2 separate regions of the Homo sapiens genome follow, and region 2 is linked to region 1. Evidence: read pairs that join two places in POLR2A ChIA-PET (ENCODE). Cell type or tissue: MCF 10A. All regions are shown on one strand.

Region 1 (8,000 bases):
TTGGTGAGACACCTCCCACACGGATGAGTGGCCACGGGGCCTGTTTTGGTGTGAGAGAGACTTGGGCCTGTACCCTTGGAGTTGTGAGAGGCAGGGGGGCCTCCCAGTCCCACAGTGGGGGTCTACACTAGGCCTCCCCTCTGCAGCCTGGCCAAGGTTGGCCCCAGAAGCCTGAGGTCCCCGCCGATGCCCTGAGCAGGAAGGCCGCTGAGTCCCCGAGGCCAGGGTGCAAGGCAGGGTGGGAGGGCTGGCGGGGGCCAGGCCAGGGGCTGCTTAGCACCTAAGTGAGGCCCTGCCTCCGGTCTCTCCCCTCTTCCCACCCGGCCCACGCCGCTGCAGGGCTCTGGTTTGTTTATTTATAATTCATCCTCTGCCTGCTTCCAAGAAGGCTCCCGGCACTTACTGGAAAGCTGCTTCCTGAAGCTCCGTTGTGCTCCTGGCAGGCTCGGGCTCAAAGCCCGTCAACGCTTCCCCATCACTCGCAAAGGCAGACGACTCAGCCTGGCTTCCAGGGCCCTCCAGATCTGGCCCCCAAATGCAGTCTTTCCGCCACTTCCTGATGTATCTCCTGGCCCCAGAGGGACCCTCCCTTACAATGCAGATTGCTCGAGGGACCCCGGGACCCAGGATACTTCCTCCTACCTTGGGATCAGACCCTCCCTCATCCCATGGCGCCTTCTCTGGTCCCGACAGTGGGGGACGTTGACACCTCTCTTCTGCCCATTGGCTGTCTGCTGTCACAGTTACCTGGTACAGGCTGCTCCTTCTGGCCCCAGCCCGACCTCCCCGGCCCTTGGAGGAGCTTAACCAAGTCAAACTATTGTTAAGGTTGATGGTGACAATGCCAGGGAAGGTGGAGGCTCCCCTCTGCCTCCGGAGTGGCATTGAAGACGGAGGTGCCTGCAGTTGGTCCCCACGCTCGATAGGCAGGAAGCTTTGGTCAGGAGTGGGGCTGAGAGGAGCCACCCTGGTGGCTTAGTCTGGACGCCTGACTGGGGGTTCCATGAGTGTGTCCTCGGGGGCTGGGTGGCGAAGTGTGACTCCACGGGCTGGAAGGGCGGGGACACAGTGTGGTGAGAAACAGCATGCAGGGCTGCAGGCGGCAGCTCTGCAGTCAGGGCTCTGGGCTCAGGGAGCTGTCCCCTGAGCAGGGAAGCTCACACCAGAATTGGTCAGGCAACCCAGGGATCTGTGAGGGATAAGAGATGGTAGTTGTGTGAAGCCTCTAGGCTTTGGGGTGATTTGTTACACAGCCAAAGCTAACTGATACAGCCAGGAACTGCTGATGGCACAGCCGGAAGTCCCACCCACCCTTGAGAGATCAGCCCCTGCCTTGGGCAGGAAGCCCAGGAGGCTGTGGGAAGATCTCTGGCCTGCTGGAGGCCCCGGTTGCTGGTGCTAAGAGGAGGGGCAAGGAGGGACCAGGGAAGGGGACACCCTGACCACTGGAGTGCTGAGGAGCGAGTTGGGGGGTGGCCAGATTGGGGTTAGCAGCTCGAGGGGCACACCTGGGGGGCTGTTTCCAGGTGGATACTGGAGGCCAGCCAGCAGGCTCCCTTGAAGCAAGCCCTCATGCCACCTTCCCAGCCCATCTGGGACCTCACCACATCTTGCTTCTGGGAGGAGGGTCACCCTCGATCCTGGGCCTGCTGCCTCAGGCTGACTCTTCCCTGCTGTGGCTGAGTGAGCAAGCTCGGACCCTGGCCTGAGGGCCTGCTTAGTCCCCCTCTCAGATTTGCACCGGTCAGGGCCAAATAACTGGCTTAGCCAGGGGACCCTGGAAACCTCACTTCATTTCCTTCAAGCCCTAATTCCTCCATTGAAAAACAGGGCCCTGTGCGGAGGAGTAAACGCGAGAAAGCCCACGGGGCATCCATGCATATCCCCCTGGCTCAGGGCCTCAGCTTTCCCTTCTGTAAAATGATGCTATCTCTTCCGCTTCTCCCTCTGCCAGTCTGTACCTCCAACTTCTACAGAGCAGACCGGATGCCTCTGCCCGCCGGCAGGGCACGTCACAGGTAAGGGGTGGGGGCTGTGCCCCATCCTCCACCATCTGTGGGCTCCAGATCCCACTGGCCTGGTACCATCAGTCATGGCCAACTCCCAGCTTCTCCCTCCCTCAGCTTAAGCAGCCACTGCCTGGCAGAAGGGGAGCCCTGGCATGGCAGGACCCTTGGGGACTGCCCTCAGGAAGCCTCAGTGGCAAGGGCAGATGCCAGCTGGGCTGTGTCAGGGATCCTCTGCCACCTGGCAGACACACTACAGAGCGTGGCCTTTCCCTGCTGCCGACTCTCCTTGTCACTGAGTTCCGTGGGGCCACAGATGTCCTGGCCATGGGGGTCAATGCAGAACAGATGTCCATCCCTGGCCACAATGCTCTGTGCCAGAAGGACAGTGCCAGAATGGCCCCTTGCTGACACAGCCCCAGAACCCCTGACTTTGGAACTGGGTGGAAGGGAAGAGAGGAGCCAGGTGACTCCATCTCCTGAAGGAACTACCTTTGGGAGCCCAGGACCGGCCCAGAAGCATCTGGCTGTGGGGTGGCCTACAGCCTCCTCCCCACATGGCTGGCTGGCAGATGGCTGCCCTGGCCTGCCCAAGCCACATGCCCGGCAAAGAGTTCCTCTGCCAGTGCCGGGGCCCACGAGGAAGCCGGCTGTCCGGACATTTGCATGCAATTCCGGGCAGCCCCGGATGCTTGTCTGGCTTCCAGCCTGGGAAGTGGCATCGAGCCCTGGGAAGAGGACAGGCTTCACGGCCACAAAGAGCTCAACTGAAGATCTGAATCCTGCATTTAGTAGTGGTGTAACCGGGGTCAGGGGCTTTCTGAGCCTGTTTCCTCCTCTGTAAAGGAAGGCTAATGTGTAAATGTGAGCTTGACATCTAGAGCCACATCCAGCACAGAGGAGGCGATCAATGATGGCTGGCTCCTTCCCTTCGTCCATGGCTCACGCCTTACACCTGCTGCTCTAGGCAGAAATGCCCCCCTGAGAACCCCTGAGAGGACTTCCAGAGACCCCACCCTGGAAACTGATCCCACCCTCCTCCTTCTCTGTGACTTCCACACAGCCTCTTCCTCATCATTCCTTCCTACCAGACTAAGGGGCCTTGAGGGTGATACCAGGTGTTCTCCAGACAATTCAACACCTAGCAGAGTGCTGCGCGGGGCTGCCAGCATAAATCAATGACATCTTTCAGCCCAGAGGGTTCTGAGAGTGATTGCATTTGACAGCACTTCCTGAGGCGCCCCTGGCCTCCTGAGGAATGAGCTGTTCAGGGCATCTGGCAAGCAGACACCAGTCCATGCTGGCACCCTTCCTTCTGGAGAGTCACCCAAGGGAGCCACCGATCGCTGCTAGAACTGGAGCAGAGTCCTCAAACAACAGTCTGCACACAGACAAGACCCGGGATATTTCTTTGATCCAGCTCCTGCCTTACAGGACTTCATCTTCACCCATTCCTGAGGAAGGAGAGAGGAAAAAAAGACCTCTCATACACCCCCTCAGTCTAGTGTTTACTGAGCACACACTGTGATCTGGATAAGAGAGAAACTCTGCCGTCTTGGTGCTTTCAGACAATACACATCAAATTACATTATCAACGATGCTGGATGGCGCTAAGAGCCGGGGAGGGAAAGCAAGGGAGTACAGGCCACAGACCGTCCTGGACTTCGAGTTTGACTTACATTTTGGCTTTGCCATGGTACAAACGCCATACACATTCAGTATACTCCTCCGCTTACAGATGGGGTTACATCCGGATAAACCTACCGTAAATTGCCTTACAATGCTTTAACCTATGATGGGTTGATGGGGAATCTAACCCCATATGACAGGAGCATCTGTATAGGAAGGGGGCACGGTTTTCAACAGGTGGTCGCCTCACTAAGTGGGAGTCACAGGGTTTCAGGGGAGGAGCGTTCCAGGCCGCGGTAACAGCAGGTGCAAAGGCCCTGAGGCAGGACGGGGCAGGGAGGTCCAGAGTCCACCGCGCAGAGACCCGGGAGGCCGGCAGGCACGGTGAGGACCTTGACTTAAACCCAGGAAAGGGGAACCACACTGGGGCATGACCTCCTGTACTTTCCGAGATCGCTCTGGCTCCTGTGTTGAGGAGACTCAGGAGGGGAAGGTGGAAGCGGGGAGACCCAGCTGAGACGCTACTACAGTCATCTCGGCGGGAAAAGACGGCTCGGAGCAGGGTGGTGGCAGAGGTGGGAGAAGAGGTCAGGTCTGGGGAAATTTCGAAGGCACAGCCAACAGGATGTACTGCCGGGCTGGATGCGGGGTGTTAGGGGTCAGGGAGGCCGCCAAGGCTCTGCCTGAGAACTGGGGAGGGCCAGGGGCACCATTTACGGAGCTGGGGAACAGCAGGAGCTCGTTTTGTTAGCAGGTGCGAGGCGCCGGGCATTTAAAGGCGGCCTGACGGGACCGGCCGAGGCGGAAGAACGGACAGGGCCCTGCGGGACCGCGCTCGGATCCGCCTCCTCCCTGACCTCGGCGTCCCCGGCTACTGCCTCCAGAGCCGCTTCGGGGCCGACCCCGGGGACTCTTCCCGCCTGCGGCCTCGCGCCAGCCCGGCCGGCTCGCCTAGTGCCCGGCGCCCAGAAACGCGTGGAGCTGGGAGAGGCCACACAACCCACGCCGGAAGCCTAACCCCGTCGGCCCCCGCGGCCGGCACCGGCCGGAAGCCCGCGAAGCCTAACTCTCGCGAGACGCCTCCTGAGTCCCGCCTCTCCGCGGTTCCGCCAGTCGCCGCGCTCCTGTCTGCGTTGCTGTGGCAGCCCCGCCGTGCGTCCGCGTTCCCGGAGCCAGCGCGGCGGCGCGCCTGTGCTCGGGGCTTGGCCGTAGCTTTTCCTCAGGTCCCGCGCGGCGCGCCCCTGTGTCGCAGGCGCCCTGCCGCTGCCCGCAGCTTTTGGGGGGTTCGGGGGCGGGGGAAGCAGGGCCGCAGAAGGCCCAATCGGAGCCTTCTGACACCCGCCCCGGCCCGCCGCCCTCCCGGAGCTTCCGTCCCCGCCGCCTGGCTCCTTACTGACACGCGCGCCGCCCCCGGTCGCCCGTTTTCCCTGGGCTCCGGCCTCCTCTCGCTTCCAGCCCTGGCCTGAGGTCCTGAGGGCTCCCTGGAGGGGGCGGCTTCCCAGCACCCAGCGTTTAACAGGGCCCTTTCGGCCTCCCTGTCCCCCAAGCTCAGAGTTGGGGTCTGCAGCAGGGGAAAGAAGGAGGGAGACTGGGCAGCTCAAGTTCCCCAGACCGCACCTATCAGACGGAGGGCGGCCCGCTCCCGTCAGAGCCCGACCTCGGCGGACAGGGGAGGGGATGGGTTGAGAAGCGGGAGAAGGCCACTAGCTGGAAACTCCCTGACGACAGGGACACCGTTCTCGCCCCAGCCCCAGCGCTCGGCCTCCGCAGAGCCGGCCCAACGAAGGAAGAATGAAAATATGAACGTGACATGATGTGGGCTTGAGAGGCCGCCTTGTTCTTTGGATTCACCCAGAAACCTGACTGAAAGGAAAGTTACTGCAACTGGGGAAAAGCACAGTTGGCTGGAGAATTTGGTTTAAAAATAAATAAGTTTTAAATTACGTAACTAACACGTGCTTGGTGTAGAAAATTTGGAAAACATATGAAAGTACGGTATAAAAATCCTCGATCCCACTGCCACATAGAACCACTATTAACATGTCAGAATCGTTTCTTCGGGTGTTTTTTTTTCTTAATGCATTTATATTGCATATACATTTTTTCTCTAACAATATATTGATGTGCCCCAGTCCCCCACAGACCCTAATGTATGAATGGGAATGGAGGCGTCTGAAATGTGACTCACAAAGAGTTCTCTTTCCTCCCTAACACCCCATCCCTGCCTCACCCCTTCAGCGCATTCACAGCAGCACTGGGACTCCGGACTCAGACAAATGTGCACTGAGCTGGCTGGTGCTCTCATAGCCTCTGGCCCCAGAGCTCCACCTTCCCCTGCAGAGGGGGTCCCGGGAGTGTCCTCAAGTGCTCCATGCCCCATGTTCCTTTCCATGGCACCAAATTCTTCTGACCTCCTTCTAGGTGAGGGGTGAGGGGGTGAGGTAGGGGGTTGGGGAAGAGTGTCCCCATGAGGCCTGAGGGGCCTGCTAGTGCAGGGGAGGAAGGGAAGTTCAAGCAAGCAGGCTCAACGGAGGGCTCCACCCTCCAGGTACGGCCAGGTCCTGGGAGAAGGAGGGGAAGCAGTCTGGTCCAGGAGAGAGGCAGCAAGGGCAGATGCTAAGCCTTTGCCTCTGCACTCCCTGGGGACCTCTGGGGACCCCCCCCCCCACCCAGCACTAGTAATCAAAGGAGGACAGACACCTACACACGTGTCCCATATGTCTCACCCTAGCAGGCAGCGAGAGGATGCCCAGTGTTACTCTGGCCCCCTGGAAGGCTAGCTTGCTCTCCTGGGCACAAGTCAGAAGCAGTGTGAACTGGAGTGGGTGGTGGGGGACACCCCTCCCGGTGAGCCCCCCCTCCGACCCGGCTGTCAGTGATCCACAAGTCTGGCCCATCAGCCCTCCCTGCTGAGCACACAGTCCACTGACCCTTCTTCAGAATTGTGGGAATGACCTCACTGCCCCTCCAAGCAACGTGTTGTGCTGCCGCCCACATCAGACATCCGGGGAATGGACTGCACAGCCTCCATGTGTGCTGGCTCCTTGGCGCCTGCAGAGCCGGGTTGATTCTGTCTTTCCCTTCAACTCTTGTCTTAAAGGATATCCTGAGCGTGCCGGCTCCTCTGCTCAGAGGGTGTTAGGGTGGCGGTGGCAGTGGGCACCTCTCTGCTCCTCGGCTGGGTGCTCAGCCTCGCCAGGCTGCCTGGAGCTGGTGGAGCAACAGCCTTGTCCCCCGTCCAGCTCTCTGCAGCTGCCCTCTCCTGTCAGAAGCTCCTGGAAAGCATTTCTGGCACATAGAGGCCATCTGCATGTTCTCCTCCTGCCCGCCCCACCCCGAGTAGCCACAGAGGATCTTCCCCAGCTGCCTTCACCTCCGCCCCCAGACAGAGCCTCCTGGCTACTCCCCCAGATAGTGTCTCCAAAATCACTTCCATTTCTCCTCTGCTCGCAGCCACTCAGTGGCTTTCGTTATCATTCAGAATAAAACCAAAGCGTCCATTACCATCCAACCAAAGACCCCAGGAACGCGCTGCAGTGGAATCAAGCCACGTCTGTTGACTGGTTGCTGTGAGAGGATGTTAGGAAGGACCCGCAAGTCTCCTCGTGTTGGGAGAGCATGGTGGGAGGAGGAGTTGGGAGAGGCTCAAGGCAGCAGGGCTGACTCCACAGCTGGGTATCTTGATAACTTTTATCTAGAAGGCAGGAAGAACAAAATGCAGCTGAAGCTGAAATTGATCAAGCAGCAGCGGTCATTCAAATTAGCCAGGACGGGGTGGTTTGGTGACCCTTGAGGTCTGGCCGATGCTCATGTTCTGCCTATGCTCTGACACGATCCTGTGTATCTTGCCCCATCTCGGGCACACAGTGGTCTTGTCTGGTGTTGGTGTTCAGTGACATTGCTTAGCCATGAAATTGTCTCCAGGTTAGTGACTAGTGACGCCAGGGTGGGTGGCTCTTCTCTTTTTCAAGACCTGGGTGTCACCTGACCCCCAGCTGCCTCTGACTCACCTGCCACTGCCCTTCTTATCCACACTCTTCCTGACAAGCTGGTTTCCTGTGTGGCCGAACAGTTTCCTCCTTCGGGCCCTTCGTGGTCACCGGGCCCCTGCCTGGAGCCTCCGCCTCAGGAACCCATGTGGCTGACTCCGGCCCTGTGGCCTTGCCACTCTCTCTCCATCCCCACGCTGTCCCCTTGGTGGTTCTTACTGCCACCTTCCTTTCCACCTGCTGAAACCCTAGGGTCTTCTGGTCCCTCTGCCCATCTAAGACCGAATTCCCACAACAGGGAGAGTCTGGGTGACACGCTGGTGCGTTTATTCCTGGGGCAGTGTGGTTCCCACATGGATCCTCAGATGTTCTTTGG
Region 2 (8,000 bases), 270 kb after region 1:
AGTCATTGAGGCTCCTGGACGCGGCGGAAGTGCAAGCGGGAAAAAGGATGGCAAGTTGAGTAACCTCAGGGGTAAGCAAGGAGGTGTGAGAATCACTCACTTCCTCGGCAGGGCCTGCACGCACCTGGTGCAGGAGCAGCAGAAGCCATGCTGGCTCTTCCTGCTGCGTGTGCATCTGGCCCTGGAAAGAGGCACACCCAGCAGCGGGCTCTCCTGGCTCACCCGGGGCCGTCAGGGCGCTGCAGTTTGCAGGAGCATCCTTTGGGCTCTTACCTCAGTCGGTGGGGCTGGGCAGCTGGGTGTCTCCAGCCCATCATGCTGGAACATGCTGGAAGCTTCCTCAGGGTACTCGGGCTTATTTTGGTAGTCATACACATGAAATGCACTTTGGGGGAGAAGGATGAAATATTTTGGTTAATCCACTGAAAAAATGAATGTTGAGGAACACAGCCAGCTTTCCTGTTATTTATTAATAGGCTTAAGATAGCCAGAAGGACATTTCTGCTAGAAAGTTATTGCCAGCTGAAAAAGAACAAGTCTTCATTATTATCCAATTTGGTATATATATATATATTTCAGGTTTTTATGAAGCTAAGGGCAAAGGTCAGCTGCTTCCTATTCCTTGTGGATTGTGCTGCTGATGGGAACTTCCTTTGACTTCACAAATACAAGGGATTGGAAGTGCATTCTTTGTTATCTCATATGTAAGATGAGGCTTTTAACACGATTTTCTTTTAGTTAATTTTAAAATATTTTATTATAAAATTCATTTTTTTTCAAATGGTGCAGATAAGCATAAAATAAACAATAAAAGTTCTTCCTTTCCTTCCCTCCAAGCCTTTGTGTGGCACGTTCTTGGCATGTTGCAAAGTGCCGTCATCATCATCATCATCATTGAGTTTGGAAGAGGAAATGATAAGTTTTATTTTTCCCTTCTCAAATTTTTGAATTTGAGGTGTCACAGGCAATCAAATGAAAATAACCAACTCTCTGTAGAGGTGGTAGTTGCAGCTGAACATTTTTGGGACTTCAATGTTTAGGCAGTATTTAAAACCAGGGAGTTATATTTGATTGCCTGGGAGAAGATGTGGAATAAGAAGAATGGAATAGGCCCCTGACGATAAGTTTTTAAGGGGAGGGTGGAAGGGAGGGGTCCCAAGCTGGGAAACTTTGGAAGAATGAGCTGAGGCAGCCGGAGACCTGGGGAGAGAGTGTGTGTTTGAGGGGAGACGGCGCATAGATGTCAGGTGGGGCAGGAATGGAAGAGACCATGGGATGCAGCATGTGAAGAGGTGACTATGTGTTCAGTAATTTCTGGAGAGCAGTTAGGATCAAAACTAGGTTTGCATTTTTAAAAAACAATTTGAAATAATTTTAAATGTACACGAGAGTTGCAGAGGCAGCACAGAGAGTTCCTGTGTGTCCTTCATCCAGCTACCCAGTGTCAACCTCTTACATGACCTCAGCACAGCGATCAAATCTAGGAAACATATGTTGTTACAGCACTGCCAACCACACACAGCCTCCTTGGTGCCAGCAGCCTTGCCGCTGTAATCCTCTGTATGTCTTGTGGTCCAGCCCAGGCCCCCACCCACATTGGCTGCCTTGTCCTCTGGTCCTCCCAGCCTGGGATGGTTCCTCAGCTGTTCTTGTCTTTCATGACCATGACATTGTAAGATGCTGCTCAGGTGTTTTGGAGGATGTCCCTCACTTTGGGTTTGTCTGATGTGTTCTCATGATGAGATTGAGGATCAAAGTTTTGGGAAGAATAATGCAGATGGGTTATTCTCAGTGCATCAGGTTTGGGGGTGCGTGGTGTGTGTGATTCTTATTACTGCAGATACCAACCTTGATCACTAGGCTGAAGTGGTGCCTTGTGTGTTTCTCCAATGTGAAGTTGTTATTTTCTTTATAATTCATAAGCATTTGAAGGAGATACTTTGAGAGTATGCAGATATCCTGTTTCTCCTTAAACTGCCATGCCCTAATTCTAACATTCATGTGTAATTACTATCCTGGTGTTCTAATGGTGGTGCTGTACCTCCCTATTTCCTTCCACGTTTAGTAACTGGAATTCTTCTGTATGAAAGAATTGTTGCTTCTCTTGTTGTTTATTTACTTGGTTGTTTGTTTATATCCATATGGAGCCACTAATATTTATTTTACTTCTTGGGTTATAATCCATTATTATTATCATTATTTATTTTGTTACTGAAATTGTTTCAACTTTGACCACTGACACACCTTCTAGCATTTTCTCTACCACAGCCCTGGATCAACCATTTTTCCAAGGATCTTTGGCTTTTTTGAGAGTGGGATTTAGAAACCAAGATGTGGCCTCTTTGTGTGCTCGTTACTACTGGAGCATTAGTGTTACTAGGCCTAGGCCCTCTCCGTGGACTTAGCTAAGTGATGCATTTGTGTGTAGTAAGCTGTAAACACATGCATATTGATTTGCGTATCTATGTACAGGTGTGGAAACTAGATTTTAATGACTAAACAGGAGGTAAGGGACTAGGGACTGGAATAGACTAATCTTTCCAGAAGTTTGGTGATACTACTGAATAACACTGTTTTTTCTAGCTTTCTCTGTAATACAATTTTTGCAATAAATACATAGAGAGCATGTGATTAGAGGAGCCTGTCTGTTGGGGAGACCTCGAAGAAAGAACAAGGCTAAGCAGGGATGTTTAGTTTCTGCAAGAGGTAACTTATGTTTGTAGATAGGAGAAAGGGGGTTGCTGAAGAAAGTATAAATCAGTGGAGTAAAGGATGAGAAATGGGAAGGTATGAGAAGATTAATTCAGGACAGAGATACAGCATTTGACTTGGCAAGCCCAAGCACTCTTCTCTGAGACGTGGGAGGGAAGGAGAGGTGAATACAAATGTGGTGGAGCTTTGAAGCTGGACATGAGAGCTGGTTCCCCTTGGAGCCTGTCTCCTGTTAAGTGAGAAGCCAGGCCATGTCCTGAGAGGTGGGGGCCATGAGTGCCAGGATGGAAGGGTCAGGAGAGAGGAGACATGGCAACCCACCCCTTCCTCATGTTTACTGCCTGGCATAGTTGGCATTTTTCTTTATGTTGAGGAAAATGCTGCTATGATCTGATTAGTAGGTGCTAAATACCCCAGTTTGTATAAAGTAGGATGGTATCTTTGCAGGGCTAATGAAATGGCCAAATCAGGTTTGGGTAAGGCCACCTGGAGATCCATGTCCTTCAGCTGATGGCAGTCTTCCTGTGTATCCCAGCTATCCACAGAGATGCTTGCGAGTTCTACCATCGCAACAGCGGCGAGGCCAGGTTCTCCCATCCCAACAGTGGTGAGGCCAGAAATTTCCAGGCTCATCACATCTACCTGCTCAGCCTGTGGTGGGTTGGAGTTGGGGTTGGGACACCCCACCTGCCCTTCCAGAGGGCGACTGTCTGCACCTGCCCAGTGTGCCCCCCGTTCCCTCCTCTGCAGTGTCAGAGCTGCTGTGCCTGGATCTGAGGAGGGGCCGTGGGAGAAGAAGCCGCCCCCACGACACTTGCGCTTGCCTTTTCAGCTGGAGCACGGGGTGGCGGCACCGTGTCGTTCTGCCCACCTCACCCACTGGGATGCAAACTTGCTGAGGCCAGGGCTTCTTCCTGCCATGCCTTGCCACCACGCCCCTTGCCTCCCCTGGGACATGCCGTTCTCTTCTTTGTACTCATCTGTTTGGTATGTGAGGGGTTTTGCGTTTTGTCTTCTGCTCTGTAATTTAAAGGGATAAAACGCTCACATTTAACTTAAGCCAAAACCCAGTTTCAGTCTTTCCACCAGAAATCCCTGAGATGTAGAATTGTGGGAAGCTCCTTGGAGGCTGGCGGGCTGCTGGGCTGCCCCTCTGTGGGAAGACAGCCTGCAGGCTTCAGTGGGCTGGGCTCTCCCGGCCATGGCTGCCTTGGTGGCTAACTCAGGCTGCGGCGACAGACTGGTGAGGCAGGCGGACTCTTCCCCTGATGTTTAATATAACCTGACAGATAAAGTGGATTGTAATGAAGAAATTATCTAAAACCCATTTCTATTTCTTTGTTTGAAAAGAAAACATGGCCTTGAATATGATTCTTGGAGAAAAAGAAGAGACGCTTTGATTAGGAATTATTCTCTGTACTTTTAGTTTTGGATCAAGAAGAAATGAAAACCATTGGCCACAAGCTCTTGAGTGTTCCAAGCAGCCTTCCGTGTATACAGGGGGCTTTTCAATTCTGGGCTGGTGTGGGTTGGTGCAGTCAGGATGACAGAGGAATATTCCACAGGACAACGAGGAGTGACTCTACTGTGGGCGTTGTTTCTGCCCCTGCAGCCGGGGCTGTGAGGCTGCAGGCTGCCCTTTGCTGGTTTGCAGGGGCCATAATTCTGGCCTGGAGCTTGACAAACGACCCAGGACCTCTGAGATGGGAAATGAGGTCTGCATCCCGTGTTCTAATCAGGATTCGCTATCAAAGGTCATTTTCCACACTGTGGCTTAATAGAGTTGGTTTTATATTCCCTGAGGGATACAGACTTCCAAATTGTTGCAGTCTCACTAACTGTAATGTATACAGCTCATGTTTGAAAGGAAATCGCCTCTCCTCCAAGGCAGCGGTTCTCAACCAGGGAAACTTTTCCCCTCAGGGGACACTGGGACATTTGGCAATGTCCAGCAACCTGGAGATTGTCACATCTAGGTGTGGGGGTGGCTGGGTGGTGCTGCGGAAGATTGTGTGGTGCACAGGGCAGCCCCACAAGGAGCGGCCCGGCCCCAAATGGCCCTGGTGCTGAGAGGGACAGACGCCGCTCACAGAGAAGCGACCACAGAGGCCCACATCCAAGCAGGCTTCCCAGAGCAGGCGGGGCTGGGAAAGCTGTTCTGTGGCGCAGCATCCCAGTGGCTGTTACGGGGTGAAAGCCCCTCTTAGAATTTAAAGTCCTAGAGCAGAGACCAACTGGGGCCATCCATGGCCCTGTGCCGTGCTGCCTCCTGGACGCACGCTAGGAGGTGGAGATGGTCCAGCCCCAGCAGGACTGGGCCACGAGGACCCTGCCGGTAACCTGGTGCTCGCCGCCCACAGATCACGGGGCGTGGAGGGAGAGACTGCCAGTGCTGTCCTAGTGCAGCAGTACCTCATGGTTATGACGGATCATCTTCCTGAACTTTGCATCTCAGAATTTAAAATGGAGATTTTGATTTTGATTTTGGCAAATGTGGAAAATAGATTTCAGCTCAAAAAGCAAGACCTGAGAACATGGTGTGTTAAAATATCTTTCATTTCATGCCACTTTGCAGCCCTGGGACCCTCGGGGTTGTACCTAGAAGGTAGTAAAGATGACAGCAGCCCCCGTTTCACTGATGGTGGCGCAGAGGACGTTGTGAGGTGGCTGTAGGGTCAGGTGGCTGTAGGGTCAGGGCTGGGCAAGTTGTATTCAGATGCTGTTCGCTAAGCCCAGAACATTATAGGAGGTAAATAAATAGCACGCAGTGTTCTGGGGGTAAAAAGATACACCCATGTCCCAGGCTGCTGCCAAAATCCTTTCTCCTGTCAGCGTGGGGGGTGATCCTGCCCAATTAAAGGACGTCTTTTGGCCCTTCTTTCCCTTGGCAGCAGCATGGAAGTGGGTGGGGGAGGAGAGGAGCATGCTTCCCCCAACCCCTGGGGACCTGTGAGCGCAGCCTGCAAGCTCCGGCTCCAGGAGGAAGCGTGCTCAAGTGCACCTCTGACCACGTCACGCTGCGAGAACGTGGGCGCTACACCTCCGACCACATCGTGCTCCGAGAACGTGGACGCTGCACCTCTGACCACGTCACGCTCCGAGAACATGGACGCTGCACCTCTGACCACTTCCTGCTCCGAGAACGTGAACTCTGCACCTCTGACCACGTCACGCCCCGAGAACGTGGACACTGCACCTCTGACCACATCATGCTCCGAGAACGTGGACGCTGCACCTCTGACCACATCATGCTCCGAGAACGTGGACGCTGCACCTCTGACCGCATCATGCTCCGAGAACGTGGACGCTGCACCTCTGATCATGTCACACTCCAAGATCATGGACATTGCACTTCTGATCATGTCATGCTCTGAGAACATGGACGCTGCACCTCTGATCATGTCACGCTTCAAGAACGTGAACACTGCACCTCTGACCACGTCACGCCCCGAGAACGTGGACGCTGCACCTCTGACCACATCATGCTCTGAGAACGTGGACGCTGCACCTCTGATCATGTCACACTCCAAGATCATGGACATTGCACTTCTGATCATGTCATGCTCCAAGAACGTGGACGCTGCACCTCTGACCATGTCGCGCTGGCCAGAATTTGGCTGCAGGACAGACTTCACTGGAAAGGAAACTGGGCCATGTGCTCAGCTACAACTGCTTTAGAAGAGAGAGAAAATCAGATATTAGCCTAGCAGTCTCTACCACACTGGCATTTAGATAATTTTCAGCTTTTTTTTTTACCAGTCAAAACATCTCATGTACAAATGCAAGTATTTCTATAGGATGGATATCTAGAAGTAGTCAGAAGGAATGTGCCTTTAAAATTTTTGTTAAGTACTTCCCAATTGCCTTCCATACAAGCTTCATTAATTTACATTCCCACCATTGATGGATGAGTGCCCTGCATCCTCCCACAATGGGGCATTATTCACATTTTATCCTGCTTTCCACTTTGCTGAATAAAAACAGAATGGATGAATGAATGGATGGGCGGATGGATGGATGGATGAATGGATGGATGGATCGATAGGTAGATAGATAGATTCTCATTGTAATTTGCATTTCTAATAAAGAGCATGAAACTTAGAATCATTTTTGATTCATTTTTCTTCTGTGAATTGCCTGTTTGTATGTTTTGCCTGTTTGTTTTCGTTTTGTCCCTTGTTGATCTGCAGCAGAAGTTTATATAGACACATCTAAAAAATTCTCTGTCATGTACTGTGTACCTCCTTTCTTCTAAAATTGCTAGTCATTGATATGTCTTTATTAGAATTATAGATTTTTTTATCTTACTGTATCAGTCAGTCTCAAGACTTATTAGGTTTTGTGACTTGCTTAATTAAGGCCTTTCATATGCCAAAATAAATGAAAATTTTCCTGTGCTTTTACATTTAGGTTTTCAGTCCACTCTGGGGTGTGTGTGTGTGTGTGTGTGTGTGTAATCTCAGATAGCAAAATACCAAATGGCTGGTTAGAGTTTCCAGCATCAGTTATTGAATTGTTAATTCCTTCTTTGCAGATTTAAAATGCTGTCCTCATTAGAGTTACGTATGTGGGTCTATTTCTGGACTCTCTCTTTTCTGTTGATTTGTTTGTCTCCCTCACTAATACCATCCTGTAATTACCATAGATTTATAGTATCTTTAATATCTGGCAGTGTGAGTCCCTATTCATTATTCTTTATTAATTTTTTTTTGCTCTTGTGCTTTTTTTTTTCTCTGTACTATATAATCATCTTGTTAAATTCCGTGAATGGAAAAAACCCAGAAGGTATTTTGATTAGGCTTGGACTGACTTTCTGGATTCATTAGGCAAGAATTGACATCTCTAGATCCTTCAGTGGGTTTATTTACAGAGAGCATTTCCAGGTGTTCTATTATAGAGCAGTGATTATAAACAGTCCACCAAACGCGGACAGTTTTAACAACATGTTTGGCAGAGCACAGGTAGAATGGGGTCCTGCCCACGATGATGTACGTGTCTCCACACACCCCCCACACATCTGCGTCGTTGGTATACTGTATCATCATGTCTGAGATATAACTTACGTCTGAGATGTAGCTGATGTCTGAAATGTAACTTTTGTCTGCTTCTTTGCTGTGCACGGACAAAGCTTCTGCAGGCTTCCTGCACGCCATACTTCCCCAGGCTTTGCTGGATCTGGCCTTCTGTCCCTTTCCTCTTGAGTTATAAACAATCCTGTAGGCAGTACCAGCGGCAGGATATGTGGCTTAGCTGCTAAGAAATAAACTCACTTTTACTGTGACTTTGAT

Evidence for each region. Peaks named below come from ENCODE experiments on the same cell type or tissue, not always from the same donor. Only the 100,000 strongest peaks of a DNase experiment are listed, where the experiment ranks them.
Region 2: POLR2A ChIA-PET joins it to region 1 with 10 read pairs; 3 of 35 experiments call an interaction of 5 or more read pairs at or near these places.

What each region holds. Positions count from the first base shown.
Region 1 is chr17:80,450,071-80,458,070 of GRCh38, forward strand. No RefSeq gene overlaps it. Among named protein-coding and RNA genes, the nearest start is that of NPTX1, 23 kb to the right of the region's middle. RefSeq lists enhancers at 4,347-5,176, 7,659-7,748 and silencers at 4,384-4,593, 4,854-5,113, 6,879-7,173. In MCF 10A, no CTCF peak of the experiment used is centred here; DNase peaks (open chromatin) are centred at 4,741 and 5,271.
Region 2 is chr17:80,721,306-80,729,305 of GRCh38, forward strand. All of the region lies in intron 4 of RPTOR (regulatory associated protein of MTOR complex 1), which reads left to right. Among named protein-coding and RNA genes, the nearest start is that of RPTOR, 180 kb to the left of the region's middle. RefSeq lists enhancers at 1-702, 4,467-5,427. In MCF 10A, no CTCF peak of the experiment used is centred here; DNase peaks (open chromatin) are centred at 46 and 3,676.